6 separate regions of the Homo sapiens genome follow, and all the other regions are linked to region 2. The links are chromatin contacts, found by Hi-C or POLR2A ChIA-PET in ENCODE. All regions are on one chromosome and are shown on one strand. The core of a region is the stretch at or near the end of the contact, and the rest is flanking DNA. Distances in the headings are between cores, read along the strand shown.

Region 1 (2,700 bases), core at 88-2,587, 240 kb after region 2:
TTTCCTCTTTAAAGACCGTAAGGGAGAGGAGCAGGGAACCAGGGCCAGAGGGAGAGAGCTCTGTGCACTGTCGCCTGGGGCTGTCCCTCTCCCCCACCCTCCCTGGGGCCTTTTCAGGATTCCTTGGTGCGGTAGCCACCCAGGAAGGCATCTTCCTCGGCTCCCAGCGGCTGCTAAGCAAAGCCTCCCGGGCCTCAGGGAGGAGGACGAGGCCCTTGGCATCCTCCCCGAGCCCGGGAGCGGATGTTAAAGATCTTGTTCATTCAGCTCTGCTGGAGCGAAGACGGTTGCCAAACCAGAGTGCTTGTTTTATTGTTTTTTTAGAACAGCAGGACTGTTATTACGAGTATTCAGGGAGAGAGAATAGGAAGCGCAAAAGAGATTCCGCAGCATCCTAAAAATATCAGTAACATGAGAATTGCCTGCCCAGCAAGGCAAGGATCTGGACCGGTGGGCGCGGCAGGGCGCTTCTGAGCCACCGTCTGGCTGCCGTGCCACCACCGCCGGCGCCCCGCTCCAGGGCGGCCCGGGAAGGCCAGGCGGGGCCGCGGGCCCGAGGGGAGCCGGGAGCCCGGCGCGCTCCGCCTAGGGGTGTCCTTCCTCGGCCGCTCCCAGCGCGATCGCCCCCACGCCTGGACACAGACCCGGAGACGGGGCAGAGAGGGAGGAAACCTGGGGGCCCAGGGGCGGGGAGGCCGGGGCAGCGGGGAGCACGCAAGTCGGAGGCTGGAAGGGGGCGCAGCGCGACCGGCGCCCAGGGCTGGGGCGGGGACGCGCGGCCGGTGAGTGGGGTCCCCGCCGTCCCCCGAGGCCCTGCGGCTCCCACACTCACCGCGCTCCCCGCGACCGCGGTGGGTCGGAGCCGGGCTGGGCGGCGCGGGGCGGGCTCCGGGGGGCCCCAGGCCGCCGACTCGGCCAGCAGCTCGTCCAGCAGGCGCAGCGTCTCGTCCCTGCCGTCGGGGGGCGCCACGGGGCTGGGGTCGCGGCCGGGCGCCTCCTCCGCGGCTGCCCCCGGGACCTCGGCCGCCGCCACCGGCACCCGCCGGCGGGTCCCGCCCTCCAGGGCTGCCGCTCCGGGCCCCGCGGGGAGGCTCTCGGGGCTGCGCCGCCGCCTCAGAGTCCGGCTGCTCCGGCTGCTGCCGCTGCCCATGGCGCGCCCGCCGCCTCCCGGACCGCCGAGGGGGCCCCCATGAGGGGGCGCGGCCGGGGGCGGGGACGCTAGGGGGTGCGGCCGGGGCGGGCTGCAGGGGGAGGCGCGGGGCGAGGTCCGGGAAGCGACCGCGGCCAGGGGCTAGGGTTCCCGGGCGGGGGTCGCGGCCGGAGGACGGGGGTGCGAGCCGGAGCCTGGGGAGGGGCGGGCGAGGCAGGGCTGCATAGGCGTCCCGAGGGGGCGCACACCGGCCCTAGGGAGGGGCGGGCCCGAGACCCCGGCGAGGAGCACCGGGTGCGGGCGCGGCCTCCCCTCCCGGGTCTCCCCCTACAGTCCCCCCACTCCCGCCCACGGGTCCCCTCGCTCCCCGCCGTCGGGTCAGCCCTGTCCCGGCCTTCTGGAATTGCTGAACCCTGCGGGGGGCCCGGCTGAGTTTGTTCATTTATGGAAACGCTCCCCAGACGACGCTCGCCGGGCCCGTGGGAGGCCGCGGGAGCTTGGGGGGACTTCCCAAAGCCTGAGCCCCCTAGCGATGCGCGGGGTGGGCGGGGGAAAGACCCTGAGGGCTGCGCGCGCTGCGTTCGCGAGGTCCGGCCGTCAGTGCGCCCCGACCTTTCAGTGTCCGCCAGGCCTGAGACGCCCCGGGAGGGAAGGGGCGATCCTCCGGGCACCAACAGCCCCCTCCGGCCTTCTCCTTCCCTCTGTTGCCCCAGCGGAGACTGGATGTGTGAAGGTTGAGCCTCATCAAAACCTCCAAATAGTCACTACTTTTGGGAAAGAAAAACTTTGAAAATGAAGGAGAAAGGCAAAGCAACCCCCACCTCGCCCTCCCCCCGCCACAGGAAAGAAGCAAAAGGAAATACCTAGGTGGTGGTCATAAGTCTAGCTTTTGGTCTCGGATTTTTTTTTTTTTTCCCTTAACCGCTTTTCTTTTTAAGTGAACTAACCACAACCCAGACTAGAAAACACTCCAAAGCTGCCGAATTCAAACCCAGCGAGCCTTCCTGTTGGTTGGTTCTGTGTTTTACTTAAATGTGATTACTTCCTTCCCTTGCCCACCTCCTGCAACTTTAAATTCCAGCCTTTCCAAGACAGGGCAATTCAAAAGTCCTGGGTTTAACTCACCTATCTTGACTTGACATTAACTTTTATCCTGATTGATTGGATTCCAGAATAATTGTGAAAATGGAATTTCGGCTAAACTTTCCCAACCACAGACTTGAAATTCTACTATTTTATCACTTCAGGAGTAGACATTAAAAAACATATGCCTAAGAAAATGGAATAAAAATGGGACTCAGATTCACATCCATTTATTTTTATTATTAAGAGAGAACAAGAGGCCGGGCGCGGTGGCTCACGCCCGTAATCCCAGCACTTTGGGAAGCCGAGGCAGGTGGATCACGAGGTCAAGAGACCGAGACCATCCTGGCTAACACGGTGAAACACCGTCTCTACTAAAAATACAAAAAATTAGCCGGGCGTGGTGGCGGGCGCCTGTAGTCCCAGCTACTCAGGAGACTGAGGCAGGAGAATGGCGTGAACCCGGG
Region 2 (2,700 bases), core at 199-2,698:
TCCTAGCACTTTGGGAGGCCGAGGTGGGCAGATCACTTGAGGTCAGGAGTTCGAGATCAGCCCAGCCAACCTGGTGAAACCCCGTCTCTACTAAAAATACAAAAATTCGCCAGGCGTCGTGGCGCGTGCCTATAATCCCAGCTACTTGGGAGGCTGAGGCAGGAGAATTGCTTGAACCTGGGAGGTGGAGGCTGCACTGAGCTGAGATTGAACCATTGTACTCCAGCCTATAGAGATGAGGACTCAATATGTTGGGCAGGCTGGTCTCCAACTCCCGCCCTCCAGCAATCTGCCCGCCTTCGCCTCCCACAGTGATGGGATTACAGGCACCAGCCACCACAGCAAGCCTTTGTGGAGCCTATCGAAGCTTGCTTTCTCTTTTATTAATTTCTCTTTTTTAAACATTTCCTTCATCCCATTATTTTTCAGTTTAATCTTTTTTCTAACTTCTTGGGATGTACGATTATATCAAAAATCCTCTTCTCAATGAGATCTCTCTTGAACATCACATTTCAGACTGAAATCACCTTGTTGTTCCCATTCTCCTCTCCTCTTTATTTTTCTCCTTGGAACTCACCACCACTTAACATACCACATATTTTCCTTATTTATTTTTGTCTCTCCCCATCAGAATACAATCTCCATGAAGGCAAGGACTTTTGTTTACTTTGTTCACTGCTGAATCCCCAGGACACAAACCAGTTCCTGTTTAATAAATAAAACAAGGAATGAATGTGTTAGATGAAGAAACAATAAGAGCTAAATTTATTGAGCACTTACTGAGACTCAATTATATTCACTCATGCATTTATTTATTCAGTTATTTACTTATGCAGAGAAGGGGTCTCGCTTTGTTGCCCCGGCTGGTCTCCAACTCCTGGCCTCAAGCAATCCTCCCGACTCAGCCTCCCCAGGATTACAGGCGTGAACCAGCACGCCCGGTGGAGACTCAATTATAAGGGGCTCACAGATAACATCTAATTCTTACAGAGGAGTAAACTGAGGCACAAGTAAGCAGGAGAGCCGTGATTAGAAACCTAGGTCTAACTCACAGCCCGTGAGCTTTCCTCCAAGCCCCGAGGCTTCCCCTTAAAAAAGCCAGCAAGGGGCGAGACTCGGAGGGCAGAACCCACGGAGGGCGGAACCCACAGAGGACAGAGCCCGCGCTCGCGAGCACGGCCTTGTCCGACCCCCCGTGCCGCCGGAGGAGCAAGTCTGTCTTGGAATGAATGATCGTCGGAACGGAGCTTGATCAAACCACTCAGCAGTAGGCGTCGCCCACTTTCTTATTGGTTGGTTTTGGTTCTCAAGAGTAGGAAAGTTAGGTAGTCCGCGAGGGGTCTGCGAGCTTTGCGGAGCCTCGCCCCCGAGCGCGCGGTTTCCCTGCCGCGCAGGCGCACGGAATCCTAGGCGCGGATCTCGCGTTTCCGGCCGGAAGCTTCTCCAGCCTTTCCCGGAAGCTGCGCTCGCTACCCGGGTAACGGGTCCCGGCTGTGGAAGCTCCCGCGGCGCCGCGATGGACCTCGAGGAGGCGGTAAGGAGGCGGTGCACCTGGCGGGCCACGATCGCCGGGGCCGGAGGAGAGAGAAGCTGAGGAGGAGCGGCGGAGGACGCCGCGGGTTGGGGCGGCGACGCCACCGGCTGGAGGAAGGCGGGGCGGAGGGCTGCAGGGCGGGCTAAGGACTGGGGCTGGCCGGCCGCATGCGCGCGCGGCTTTGGTAAAGAGGCTGGAGTTTCTGGCTCGGCGAGGTTGTGGGGGAGGGAGGGTGTGGTGTTTGTCGTTATGGGTGTGTTTAAGGATGAAGCTGTGGGTTTTGTGGGGTGGCCACCCACAGGGCTCATCCTCGAGACTGGACCACCCACAAGTTCCCTTTAATGCTGGGGTGGGTGAGGGAGGGGCAGGGGTTGGAACCTGAGATGCCGCCGGGTAACCCCTGTCGGTCTCTCCGGGAATCCTTGCCACTGTCTCCAGCAGGGATTCTAAATTCGGGTTTGGGAACTCCCCAAATTGTCCAGCTATCATTCATCGTAGTGTTAGTACGGGGTCACTGAACACTTTACCAAGTTGCCAAAATTGATTTGGCATGCATTTTGTTTTGTTTTAGGTACTACGTAAAATGGCACATTTTTGTTTTTTATTTTTGAGACAAGATCTCACTTCTTCCCCCAGGCTGGAGTACAGTGGCACGATCACGGCTCACTGCAGCCTCGAATCCTGGGCTCGAGAGATCCTTCCGCCTCAGCCTTCCAATGAGCTAGGGCTACAGACATGCACCACCAAGCCCGGCTAATTTTTTTTTTTTTAATTTTTTGTAGGGGCAGGGGTCTCGCTATGTTGTCCAGACTGGTATTGAACTCCTGGGCTCAGGCGATCTTCCTGCCTCAGCCTCGCAAAGTGCTGGGATTATAGGGGTGATCCCCCGCCCTCGGCCAAATGGCACACGCTTTGATGGTATTAAATGATACTCGATAATTAGATCAATGCTAACAACAAGTCAAACTCCAAAGAGTTGGGGATCAGAGAATTAGGCCTGTATATACAGGAGCAGTACGGTCTTATAGTAGAGGCTTAAAAAATGTTTACTGATGATGGTTGGCTAACTTCTGTAAATGCTAGGCTGATGAAATGAATAATTGTAACTCACCATTAGCTAGCGTATACCCAGACTAGGGATCATGTCTGGTCTGTTTTGCTCACCA
Region 3 (2,700 bases), core at 170-2,669, 170 kb after region 2:
ATCTCTCTCTACCTGCAAACATCTGTCTCCATCTCCTTCTCCTGGCTTCCCCCAGCTCCAGTCTGCCTGCATCCAGAGTTGGCAGGACCCTGTCTCTGTGTGAGATGGCAGCTCCCAGTGGGTCCCTGTGGACACGGCTCTGCCCTTGCCCACCTCTGCCTGCACAGCTCCCCGGCAAGAGTGCCCCCCTTGCCCTTGCCCTGGTGAACACCTACCGACTGCCAGCCAAGCCCGTGCGCAGAGCCCCTCCTGCTCTCCCTGTCCAGGGCTCGCCTCTGGTTGTTCTGGAATCCTCTGTGTATGAAACTGCTTCTGTCCGCAGCAGGTGGCTTTGGAAGGGCACTGGGATGCGGTGGCAGCAGCCGGGCTTCCGCATCTGCTGTTGAAACAAACTCAGCAGCAATCTGGAAACAATCTAGAAGCCTGGCGGACGTCCCGCACCTGTGTTCGGTGGGGGCTGTGCGGTCCTGGCCGCAGCCTGGAGGGGACAGGCCTAGCTGAGGGATGAGCACAGTCCGCTGCTCTCCTTCCTGCCTCTGCCTCTCTCCTCTATGAGCCCCTGCCCATGGGTGAGGAGGGCCGGACGGTTAGCAGGGGCCCCATGGGGAGGCCCCACAGCCACCAGACCCCTGTCCAGCCAACTCCTCCCCTTCAGCCATCGCACCCTGGCATGGCCCCAGAATGCCCTCCTGTTGGGACAGCAAGGGCTGGGGCCTGGAGGAGCCTTTCCAAGCAGGAGGAGGGAGGCACCACCATGGGGCCTCCTCTTTCCACGGCCCTCCCTCCCCACGCTGGTCTGCACCTGCCCTAGAGACCAGAAGCCGGCCAGGCCTGTCCGCAGGTCTGTGTAGCTGGCCCAGGTGGCTGGCGGCCAGGCCAGGGCTGGCCTATGGGTGTCTGGCCCGGCTGGCCACCGGCCACCTTTCTCCCACTGGCCTTGGCCACAGCCCCACAGCTGGCGCGACGCTGCGACCTTTCCCCTACTTCCAGCTCTGGCCTCCAGATCATTCCAGGCCCCTGAAGTTTACATGAGTCACATGTCGCTGGCAGACTCCCACCCCGTTCCCTCTTCTTGCTCTGGGTTTAACGGGCCACACTGGAGAGCAGGCATGGGGCCTTGTGCCCCTGAGCAGGGCCAGGTGTGGGACCAGAGCCTTCGTCGTGCCCAAGGCCTGCAGGCCTCAGAAACCCCAGCCCCACACCATGCCGGTGCTCCCAGCTTTCCCTGAATGTCATTCGTCATGAGGGCTGAGGTTCAAGGACCCACTTACTCTGGTGGCCACTTACTCTAGAGGCCTGAGTACGCCAGGCTGTGAAGCTCTGCCAAGTACCTGGGAATCTATATCCATGCGGGGCACCATCTCAAACTGCATGAGTCAGGTGGGCAGGCGTGCATATGGGCGAGTCAGGTGGGCAGGCGTGCGTATGGGCGGGTCAGGTGGACAGGCATGTGTATGGGCAGGTCAGGTGGCCAGGCGTGCGTATGGGCGAGTGAGGTGGGCAGGCAAGTGAGGTGGGCAGGCGTGCATGTGGGCGAGTCAGGTGGGCAGGCGTGGGTGTGGGCGAGTCTGGACAGGCGTGCATACGGGCGGGTCAGGTGGGCAGGCGTTTGTATGGGCGGGTCAGGTGGGCAGACGTGTGTATGGTCGGTTTAGGTGGACAGGCTTGAGTATGGGTGTGCGTATGGACGAGTCAGGTGGACAGGCGTGCGTATGGGAGAGTCAGGTGGACAGGCGTGCGTATGGGCGAGTCAGGTGGACAGGCGTGCGTATGGGCAAGTCAGGTGGACAGGATTGCGTATGGGAGAGTCAGGTGGACAGGCGTGCGTATGGGTGTGCGTATGGACGAGTCAGCTGGGCAGGCGTGCGTACAGGCGGGTCAGGTGGGCAGGCGTTTGTATGGGCGGGTCAGGTGGGCAGGCGTTCTTATGGTCGGGTCAGGTGGGCAGGCGTGCATATGGTCGGGTCAGGTGGACAGGCATGTGTATGGGTGTGCGTATGGACGAGTCAGGTGGACAGGCGTGCGTATGGGAGAGTCAGGTGGACAGGCGTGCGTATGGGAGAGTCAGGTGGACAGGCGTGCGTATGAGCGAGTCAGGTGGACAGGCATGCATATGGGAGAGTCAGGTGGACAGGCCTGCGTATGAGCAAGTCAGGTGGACAGGCGTGCCTATGGGTGTGCGTATGGGTGAGTCAGGTGGGCAGGCGTGCATATGGGTGGGTCAGGTGGGCAGGCGTGCGTACGGGCGGGCCAGGTGGGCAGGCATTTGTATGGGCCGGTCAGGTGGGCAGGCGTTCTTATGGTCGGGTCAGGTGGGCAGGTGTGTGTATGAGCGAGTCAGGTGGGCAGACATGCATACGGGCGGGTCAGGTGGACAGGCGTGTGTACGGGCGGGTCAGGTGGACAGTATTGGCGTGCGTACGGGCGGGTCAGATGGACAGGATCGCGTACGGGCGGGTCAGGTGGACAGTATTGGCGTGCATACGGGCAGGTCAGATGGACAGGATCGCGTACAGGCGGGTCAGGTGGACAGGCATGCGTACAGGCGGGTCAGGTGGACAGGCGTGCGTACAGGCGGGTCAGGTGGACAGGCGTGCGTACAGGCGGGTCAGGTGGGCAGGCATGTGTGTGGGAGAGTCAGGTGGACAGGATTGAGTACGGGCCGGTCAGGTGGACAGGATTGCGTACGGGCGGGTCAGG
Region 4 (2,700 bases), core at 154-2,653, 130 kb after region 2:
AGCCTGAGGCTCAATCACAGCTTGACACTGTCTCTTGAGTTCAAAGATATTGAAAGCCAGAGACTACGTGCTTTGTGATATTCTCGTGAAAGGTGAATGTTTTTAGGGTAGGCAGTGAGGATAAGTGCATTTTGGGAATGTAAAACTTTTTTCGGTGACCAACTTTCTGAAGCATCTTCCACAGTTAAATCCACCTACATTACTTTTTTCTTTTCTTCCTTCTAGCAGATATTTTCTTGATATATTTACCAGGCAGTTGGAACTCACTTGAAGCTTTTGAGTTGGGCGTGATAATACACACATGACAGCAGGCGATACTGATGTGGGCCAGCAGGCACTCAGCTCTACGGGCTGGTGCTTCCAGAAGCCTGCTGTGGATCACCCTCTGATTCACAAAAGCAAAACACTTCCTCAAAGTTTTTATTTTCTCTGTCTCATTATTGACCAATTTGACTGTTTTCTAACATCCAGGAAATTCTATGCAAGGTGATCACTCTGTTGCTACCCTGTGGAAGAACTGGCTTAGGAAGTCATGTTGCAGGGAGTCAGCTTCCCGAACTATACATTCATTCATTGAGCGAATTGTTCGTTGCACTTCTCTATGTAAGCACTGCAGAGGAATAAGAAAATGACTGAAGCATAAAGCCTGACCTCAGAGGAGATTACACTGTGTATTCTGGTCCATATTGTAAGTGAGGGTAAAAACATGCTCTTAAGATTTCCAGGGAAGTGGACTTTCAGCTGAGGGAATCCCCAAAGTCTTTGCTGGAGCTGCAGAATATTTTTGCAAAAGATGTTTGATTGGGTCGTATTTCTTTTTCCTTATCTTTCCCCTCATAGAGTCGCTGTTGTGAATGTAAGTGGAAAAGGGGCAGCTGGAACAGCTTAGTCCGAGGAGGTGCTTTCACCTTCTAAGGCCTGTGTAGTACAGAAGCAACAGCTGCAGACTTGTCTTCTGCAGCCCTAAGTCACAGAGGAGTCTGAAGTCACAGACATTACCACATCTGTAAATGCACCATTGAAGGGATAAACCTGTATTTGTCAAATAAAAATTGTTAGGTACCTGCAGCTTCTGTAACAGAAAGATAGTCACTGGAGATAGCAATTGAAAACTAAAAGTGAATACACACAATAGAAAACCAGGTCATAGCCTGTGAGGTGGGTTTATCTCTACCCTGGCACTTACCTTGTATATCTCAGTGTATCTCAGGCAGTCTCTAAATACCATAATCTTTTCTGAAATGATTCAGGGGATATAAATAGTCAACTTAAGTATTCAGCAAATATTTACTGTTCAGTATGTGTAAAATACTGCTTGGCATTTTGGATTCTACCCAGATGACCTAGGAGTTCAAGTCAGCTTAAAAGAAAGATATAAACACAGGCCGGGCGCGGTGGCTCTTGCCGGTAATCCCAGCGCTTTGGGAGGCCGAGACGGGTGTATCACCTGAGATCAGGAGTTCGAGACCAGCCTGACCAACGTGGTGAAACTCCGTCTCTAGTAAATACAAAAAAAAAAAAAAATTATCTGAGTGTGGTGATGCGTGCCTGTAATCTCAGCTACTTGGGAGACTGAGGCAGGAAAATCGCTTGAACCCAGGAGTTGGAGGTTGCAGTGAGCCGAGATTGCACCATTGCATTCCAGCCTGGGCAACAAGAAAAAAAACTCTGTCTCAAAAAACAAAAAAACAAAAAATAATAAACACAAATAACTTGTGGATTTGGACAAGTTACCTAACCTCTAAGTCTTGGTTTCCTCATCTGTAAAATGGGTCCAAAATAGTACCAATTTCATAGGTGTTTTTGAGGGTCAAAGAATGGTATAAAAGTAGCACAAATACCACAGCAGCATGTAGTTTTATTTGGCTGGAGTTCAGGAAAGTGAGTCATTCGTCCAGGAAACGTGTATTTCTTATTGGCCAGGCACTGCCAAGATGCTCTTGGAATGGAAAGATGAGTAATCCATGACCCAAAACTCAGAACTCAGTGGGAGGATTGCACTCTAGTAAGCGTAGGGTTGCAGGTGACACGAAGGAAGGGAACCTCACTTGGAATAGGAAGATTCGTCACACTTCTCAAGTGACCCTCGGCGGGGGTGGTGGTGGGGGTTCCTAAAGGATAGTGGGAACCAGGCTGGCATGCAGAACCCAGAATGAGCTGTGACCTTTGATGTCTTCTGAGCCAGGAGTGGTGGGGACTGCAGAGGAAGGCCCTGGGGTGCCCTCGCAAGGAGCTTGTCTCCAATCCATGGGGTCTGTGGACCAAGGGTCTTGGGGTTGGAGGTTCGTTGAGGCTGTGTAATGTTGTGACCCCAAGGGTCTTGGGGTTGGAGGTTCTTTGAGGCTGTGTAATGTGTTTTCAAGTCAGTGATGAGACTTTTTAGTCAGAAGCGTATCCTGCATGCCACCAGAGTCAAATGCTGCCAGGAGACGTCAGTGCCAGGGTGTGCGCTTAGGTTTGGGGTTGAGGCCAGATAAAGGCCACATGAGGTCTTGGGGTGCTGGGTGATCAGACGTTTTGCAGTCATTTGAATAGAGTGGCATTTCTCAGACTCAGATCTGGGTATATTTTTAGGGGTGAAGCAACTTTTGCCTTTTAAAGAGGATGTGTGTAGTATTCACATTTGGGAAATACTGTTACAGGTGGGGTACAAAGTATGGCTGGAAAGGTGGATTGGAGTCACATAAATAGCTTGAATGC
Region 5 (2,700 bases), core at 91-2,590, 190 kb before region 2:
GGGGTGAGTTCTGAAGTGTGTACACAACTGGAACCAGAGCAGCCACTGACTGCCTTGGGCCAGCAGCTTCTGGAGCCCAAACTTGGACCTCTGCATCCCTCCTGGGGCCCCAGCTCTAAGTACTGGGGTACGGTGCTGAATGGGGCGGGGAGGCTGTCAGCTTTCCTAGCTGCCTCTGTGTGCTGTGCTCTCTCCAGGGCCCAGTTCTCCAGGAGAAGGAGCAGGAGCAGGTATGCTGAGGACTCCATGAGAGCCAGCCTTTTGAATAGCAGCAAGTTTGTGGGGGCATCTGGGGACAGGGTCTGGGACAGCCCAGTCCAGCCCAGCCCAGGCAGGGGAGACGGCAACAGCAGCAACTCTGCTAGAAGTGACATGCAGATGTTGGCTGAAAGCCATCTACCCTCCCTCCTTCCTTTTCTTTCATCTTCCCTTTCTTTCCCACTCTCCCTCCTGTCTTCTCTACTCCACTTCTCTCCTTTCTTCCACAGTGCTATGGCTGCCTACGTGATGCCAAGCACCATGCAGTATTAGCAGCCACAGGCTGCTTACCCGGAAAACTGGACTTTTGTGCTCACAGGCTTTAAGAGAGATGGGGACAGCCTGGACTGCATGCAGAGGGAGCCACTAGGGCTGCTGGGGAGGTTCGAGACACGTCACAGGGGTTACCTGAAGGACTGAGGCTATAGCTTGGAGGAGACTCTGAAAACTGTTATCAGATATTCGAAGAACTGTCCATTGAAAGAAGAACAAAAAAAATTTTTTCCCAGCCAGGCATGGTGGCTCACAACTGTAATCCCAGAACTTTGGGAGGCTGAGGTGGGCAGATCAACTTGAGGCCAGGAGTTCGAGACCAGGCTGGCCAACATGGCGAAACCCCATCTCTACTGAAAATACAACAAATCAGCTGGGTGGGGTGGGGTGTGCCTGTAGTCCCAGCTTGGGAGGCTGAGGCCCGAGAATTGCTTGAGCCAGAGAGGCGGAGGTTGCAGTGAGCTGACAGCATGCCACTGCACTCCAGCCTGGGTGACAGAGCCAGACCCTGTCTCAAAAAAAAATTTTTTTTTCTTTTTTTCTGTGAAACCCAAAAGGAACAATTAGGTAGAGAGTTTCAGCTCTGTATCTGAGTGTCCTTTCATAATCTGAATTGTCCCAGGGTGGAAGAGGCTTCCCTGGAAGGTGAGTTCCTTGTCACCAAAGACCCTCAAGGACAGCAGGGACCACTCGGTGGCCAGAATGCTGGAGAGGGGAATTCAAACTTTTGCTGCAGTGGGAGTGCGTCAGACTCGATGACTGTCAGACTCTGGTCTTCCTTCGATCTTTGAGCTGAGAGTGGAAGAAGATGAAGTGTGACTTAGCTATTCAACCACGCCACAACCCCAAGCATCTTTAGTTTTTGTTCTGATTTTTATCTTCAGTAGCTGACTGACTGGGCATGAGTAATTCCAACTCCCCAGGCCGGGTGCACTTCACAGGCATGTTTCAGAATAAAATAGAACCTATGGCTCCAGCCCACCTTGACTGTGGTCACCAAAGATGCTTACCCTGACCCTGGGGTAAGAAATGAGCCCTTGGAGGGTCCTGGGTGTGCCCAGCCCCCACTGATGTGACTGGCAGCCCCCACCACAGTCTGCAGCCCCAGGCAGGGAAGCCTCCCCCTCCAAAGTTCTAGAGGGTTTTTAAAAATGTTTAAAGACATTTACAGCAAAACAAAATCAATTATCAAGTTTTGAGTCACCTCTCTTGCAAATAGAAACTTTTCTGTAAGAACTGCTTCTACTAGGCTGGGTGTGGTGGCTCATGCCTGTAATCCCAGCACTTTAGGAGGCTGAGGTGGGCAGATCATGAAGTCAGGAGTTCGAGACCAGCCTGGCCAACATAGTGAAATACTGTCTCTGCTAAAAATATAAAAAATTAGCTGGTCGTGGTGGCGTGCGCTTATAGTCCCATCTACTCAGGAGGCTGAGGCAGGAGAATCGCTTGAACCCGGAGGCGGAGGTTGCAGTGGGCCGAGATTGCACCATTGCACTCCAGCCTGGGTGACAGTGTGAGACTCTGTCTCCAAAAAAAAACAAAAAAAACAAAACAAAGAACAAGAAACAAAACAAAAGAACCGCTTCTACTGGGAAAGAAAACCAGAGAGAAAACCATTTATAGATTATCTCAGATTTACAAGTGAGAACCACAGGCCTGACCCCAGTTCACCTATGCCAGGGCTGAGTCTACACAGTCAACAGCCTCAGGATGCAGGGATGAGTCAGTGTGAAACAAAGACTCAACCCCCATCTAACGGAGCCCTTTCCCTGCTGTGCTCAGCCTGCACGGAATCTGCTTCTAGACAACCCAGACAGCCAGAAGCCAATGCATCTGACTGAGAGGAGTGGATAATGACTTCCCTTTTTAAAAACTTTCTTATTGGCTGCGCACGGTGGCTCACGCCTGTAATCCCAGCACTTCAGGAGGTCGAGATCGGCGGATAGACTTGAGGTCGGGAGTTTGAGACCATCCTGGCCAACATGGCGAAACCCCATCTCTGCTAAAAATACAAAAATTAGCTGCGTGTGGTGGTGCACGCCTGTAGTCCCAGCTACTTGGGGTGCTGAGGCACGAAAATCACTTGAGCCTGGGAGGCAGAGGTTGCAGTGAGCCTAGAAGACAGAGCAAGACTCCATCTCAAAACAAAAACCAAATAAACAAAACACC
Region 6 (2,700 bases), core at 59-2,558, 140 kb before region 2:
GCCTGGAATGCCTTTCCTACTCATTTCTTGTCTGATGAAGTTTAACCGAAATGCTTTTTCAACACCTTTCCCAACCCCCCAGTTGGGGTTCTCCTAGGTGCTCCCCAGCACTTTGCTCATCTCTACCATGGCTCTCCAGATGTTCTACTCACCTAATTTAGGACTCTAGTCAGGCTCCTCCACCCGATAGGCTAGGAGAGCTTCCCAAGGGCAGGAGTGCATCTAATACATTTCCATGTCTGCCTTCCCCTAGTCACCCACCCCAGTTGACCTAACTTGTGTCTGGCATGGAGCCAGGCAATAATAGCTGCATCCACTGAATACTGACTATCTGCCATCTACTCTCCTATTTCATACTTATGGCAACCTTTGAATGTGGTAGAATAATTCCCATTCTTCAGATGAGAACATTGAGGCTCAGAGCGGCGATGTAGCCTGCAAGGGCACATAACTGGAAGCATCACAGCTGAGATCCAGACCCCAGTCTTTCTGACTTTAGAGCCCATGCTCTCCCACTACAGTCTACACTGGGGCTCAGTAAACATTTACTGAGTGAAAGAATAAATACGTGCAGAACCCAGCCAACAGAGAGCATCCCCGGAGGTGGGGCCAGGGCCCCAGGCACTCAGAGGAGGCAGGCCTCTGGCAGTAGCTAAGCAGATTCCCGTCTCAGATGTCAGCCCTGCCCACCCTTCTGTGCCCCCCCACCCCCCTGGTTGGTGTTTGTGGGACAGTTTCCACTGTGTTGCCTGGGAAACGAGGCATCCTGCCACCACCACTCCCCACCTCCGGGCTGCCAACACCTACCACGCCCGGCTTGGGGGTTTTGGCTGGTTTCCCTTGTGTCCTAGTCAGCTTGAGAAACCCTCGGATGCACTCGCCACTTTTACAGTGTGGCTTTGCTCATCTGGGTGGGAGGTACTGCCTGGGGTGAGCTCATCACCTCTGGTTCCTCAGTGCCACCCACTGATGTCTCTTGGCACTGAGTTCTTACAACTTGTTCCAGGGGATATTTGGTGGTTGATGGTCACCACCCATGTGTCATGGTCCCTGAGCATCCCCCGCCACCCCACTGCTCCCTATTTTGGCAGTTACTGTCACCCTCTAGGGATGCAGGGATGCAGTTTACCTATCTAGAGTGCGGTGATCAGGTGGGGAAGTACAAATGGCAATTGACAGCTAGAGAGCTTGAAACCCTCCCACTTGGCTCTGCTCACCCTGGACTCTGGGAGACCTCAGCTGCCCAGCAGTGGAGGCTGGGGCAGCAGAGGGGCCAGACCTGGGAGCCCAGAAGCCTGGATCTGAGTCTGACTCACTGCTAGCCTTTGACCTTTGGAGGCTTGGGCAAGCTGAGGAACTTCTCTGGTCTTAATCTCCACCCCCTGCTGGAGTAGGTGAGGTCAATGAGTGAGCGCATGTAACTTCCTCTTGGTAAGCCCTGGGTTCCTGGAGACAGGAGAGGGAGGGTGGTTTTCCAGGGGCATTTGTTGACATTTCTAGAGAATATCTGAGGCTTCGACAAAATCAGACCTCAGAAATGTGGGCCTGCCTTGCTGTTGTGGGGGATGGTGGCTGGAAAGTGGGGAGGGAGATGAGACCCCAGCTTTCTCTGGCTGTGGCCTGGGCAAGGCCCCCTACTCCCTGCCCGTGCTCCCTGTCTGTCCAGTAGCAGGCTCATGTGTGACTCTCTAGGGTACATGGCTATGTATATTCCTAAATCAAATTAAATCCCATTCCCGGCTGGGTGCAGGGGTTCACGCCTGTAATCCCAGCACTTTGGGAGGCCAAGGCAGGTGGATCACGAGGTCAGGAGATCGAGACTGTCCTGGCTAACACTGTGAAACCCTGTCTCTACTAAAAATACAAAAAAAAGCCAGGCGTAGTGGTGGGCGCCTGGAGTCCCAGCTACTCAGGAGGCTGAGGCAGGAGAATGGCGTGAACCCGGGAGGCGGAGCTTGCAGTGAGCCGAGATCACACCAATGCACTCCAGCCTGGGCAACAGAGCGAGACTCCGTCTCAAAAACCAAAAAAAAAAAAAAAAAAAATCAAATTCCTGCCCCCTACATCCTGCCATTTGGGGGACTTGTAGTATCAGTTATTCCTTGGTTCTTCCCTTCCCTATACCCCCTGTAATGTGCAAAATCCAAGCTGGTTCCTGCTAAGACACCCACTGCCCCAGCTCCAACCTCAGGCCCTGAGGAGAACTTGCTGCTTCTGAGCCTGTAGCCTGGGGCCTGGGGGTGATTGATGACCAGAGACCCTGGACCCTGAGCCCAGCCTCCCCTCCTCAGCATCATTGTCATCAGGCAGGTTGAGGACCTGCCAGTCATATGGCCTGATTGGCTCTTCACCTGCTCCCTAGGCGCCTGAAGCCCCCTCCCCTCCGCTCCAGAAGACATAGCACATGGGCTCCCCAGCTCATTCAGGCTGTTAAGGAAACAAAGGTCAGGGAGGAGCGAGGCTGTAATGCAACCTTCTGTGGCATAGGACAGAGCCTGGCTCTTCTGATGGGGGCAGCAGGTAGGGATAAAGCAAGGGAGAAAACCGCTTTTTCCACGTCCTTACATCTAGAGCCTCTTTCCATGAGGACACCCCATAGCCATGGGATGCAGAGAGCAACAGTTTACTTCCTCCACTTTTTAGCCGAATGAGTTCACCAGCCTCAGCTTCACCAGATGTCAAACGGGGATGATGGTCAGG

The links. A loop is a pair of places that touch in the nucleus more often than their neighbours do. ChIA-PET counts read pairs that join two places held with the same protein, here RNA polymerase II (POLR2A). Pooled maps may share reads with other maps.
Region 1: a map of ascending aorta shows a loop between it and region 2 (1.9-fold over the local background). The contact joins the promoter of CYS1 here to the promoter of TAF1B in region 2. A Hi-C loop is called at or near these places in 1 of 168 maps with a recorded cell type or tissue (ascending aorta), 1 of 37 single-sample maps with no recorded cell type and 9 of 50 pooled maps.
Region 3: a loop to region 2 is called in a map of posterior vena cava, with 25 times the contacts of the local background. The contact joins the enhancer-like site here to the promoter of TAF1B in region 2. A Hi-C loop is called at or near these places in 2 of 168 maps with a recorded cell type or tissue (endothelial cell of umbilical vein and posterior vena cava) and 1 of 50 pooled maps. POLR2A ChIA-PET finds 5 or more read pairs at or near these places in 2 of 52 experiments (OCI-LY7 and activated CD4-positive, alpha-beta T cell).
Region 4: a loop to region 2 is called in a map of PC-3, with 7 times the contacts of the local background. The contact joins the enhancer-like site here to the promoter of TAF1B in region 2. A Hi-C loop is called at or near these places in 6 of 168 maps with a recorded cell type or tissue (B cell, PC-3, astrocyte of the cerebellum and 3 more), 3 of 37 single-sample maps with no recorded cell type and 16 of 50 pooled maps. POLR2A ChIA-PET finds 5 or more read pairs at or near these places in 12 of 52 experiments (A549, BJ, CD4-positive, alpha-beta T cell and 9 more).
Region 5: a pooled map shows a loop between it and region 2 (8-fold over the local background). The contact joins the enhancer-like site here to the promoter of TAF1B in region 2. A Hi-C loop is called at or near these places in 1 of 37 single-sample maps with no recorded cell type and 9 of 50 pooled maps. POLR2A ChIA-PET finds 5 or more read pairs at or near these places in 2 of 52 experiments (T-cell and activated CD4-positive, alpha-beta memory T cell).
Region 6: a pooled map shows a loop between it and region 2 (2.7-fold over the local background). The contact joins the enhancer-like site here to the promoter of TAF1B in region 2. A Hi-C loop is called at or near these places in 4 of 50 pooled maps. POLR2A ChIA-PET finds 5 or more read pairs at or near these places in 2 of 52 experiments (AG04450 and activated CD8-positive, alpha-beta memory T cell).

Annotation. Positions count from the first base shown.
Region 1 is chr2:10,079,074-10,081,773 of GRCh38, forward strand. CYS1 (cystin 1) reads right to left here and starts at 1,338. Exons shown (of 3, transcript NM_001037160.3): 1 at 833-1,338. The coding sequence starts at 1,150. RefSeq lists silencers at 473-812, 883-1,122, 1,183-1,242, 1,413-1,652.
Region 2 is chr2:9,842,026-9,844,725 of GRCh38, forward strand. It overlaps TAF1B (TATA-box binding protein associated factor, RNA polymerase I subunit B), which reads left to right and starts at 1,449. Exons shown (of 15, transcript NM_005680.3): 1 at 1,449-1,534. The coding sequence starts at 1,517. RefSeq lists a silencer at 1,730-1,809.
Region 3 is chr2:10,009,177-10,011,876 of GRCh38, forward strand. No RefSeq gene overlaps it. Among named protein-coding and RNA genes, the nearest start is that of KLF11-DT, 33 kb to the right of the region's middle. RefSeq lists an enhancer at 2,415-2,700. Within about 2 kb of position 1,420, at least 19 of the 41 ENCODE cell types and tissues checked have a DNase peak (open chromatin) inside an H3K27ac peak, as active enhancers do.
Region 4 is chr2:9,974,213-9,976,912 of GRCh38, forward strand. All of the region lies in intron 8 of GRHL1 (grainyhead like transcription factor 1), which reads left to right. Among named protein-coding and RNA genes, the nearest start is that of GRHL1, 24 kb to the left of the region's middle. Within about 2 kb of position 1,404, at least 7 of the 41 ENCODE cell types and tissues checked have a DNase peak (open chromatin) inside an H3K27ac peak, as active enhancers do; they include PC-3, where a contact is called at or near this core.
Region 5 is chr2:9,654,276-9,656,975 of GRCh38, forward strand. All of the region lies in intron 3 of LOC105373418 (a long non-coding RNA gene), which reads left to right. Among named protein-coding and RNA genes, the nearest start is that of YWHAQ, 25 kb to the left of the region's middle. RefSeq lists enhancers at 601-710, 1,034-1,273, 1,904-2,003, 2,055-2,556, 2,514-2,683. Within about 2 kb of position 1,341, at least 6 of the 41 ENCODE cell types and tissues checked have a DNase peak (open chromatin) inside an H3K27ac peak, as active enhancers do.
Region 6 is chr2:9,702,528-9,705,227 of GRCh38, forward strand. All of the region lies in intron 3 of LOC105373418 (a long non-coding RNA gene), which reads left to right. Among named protein-coding and RNA genes, the nearest start is that of YWHAQ, 73 kb to the left of the region's middle. Within about 2 kb of position 1,309, at least 8 of the 41 ENCODE cell types and tissues checked have a DNase peak (open chromatin) inside an H3K27ac peak, as active enhancers do.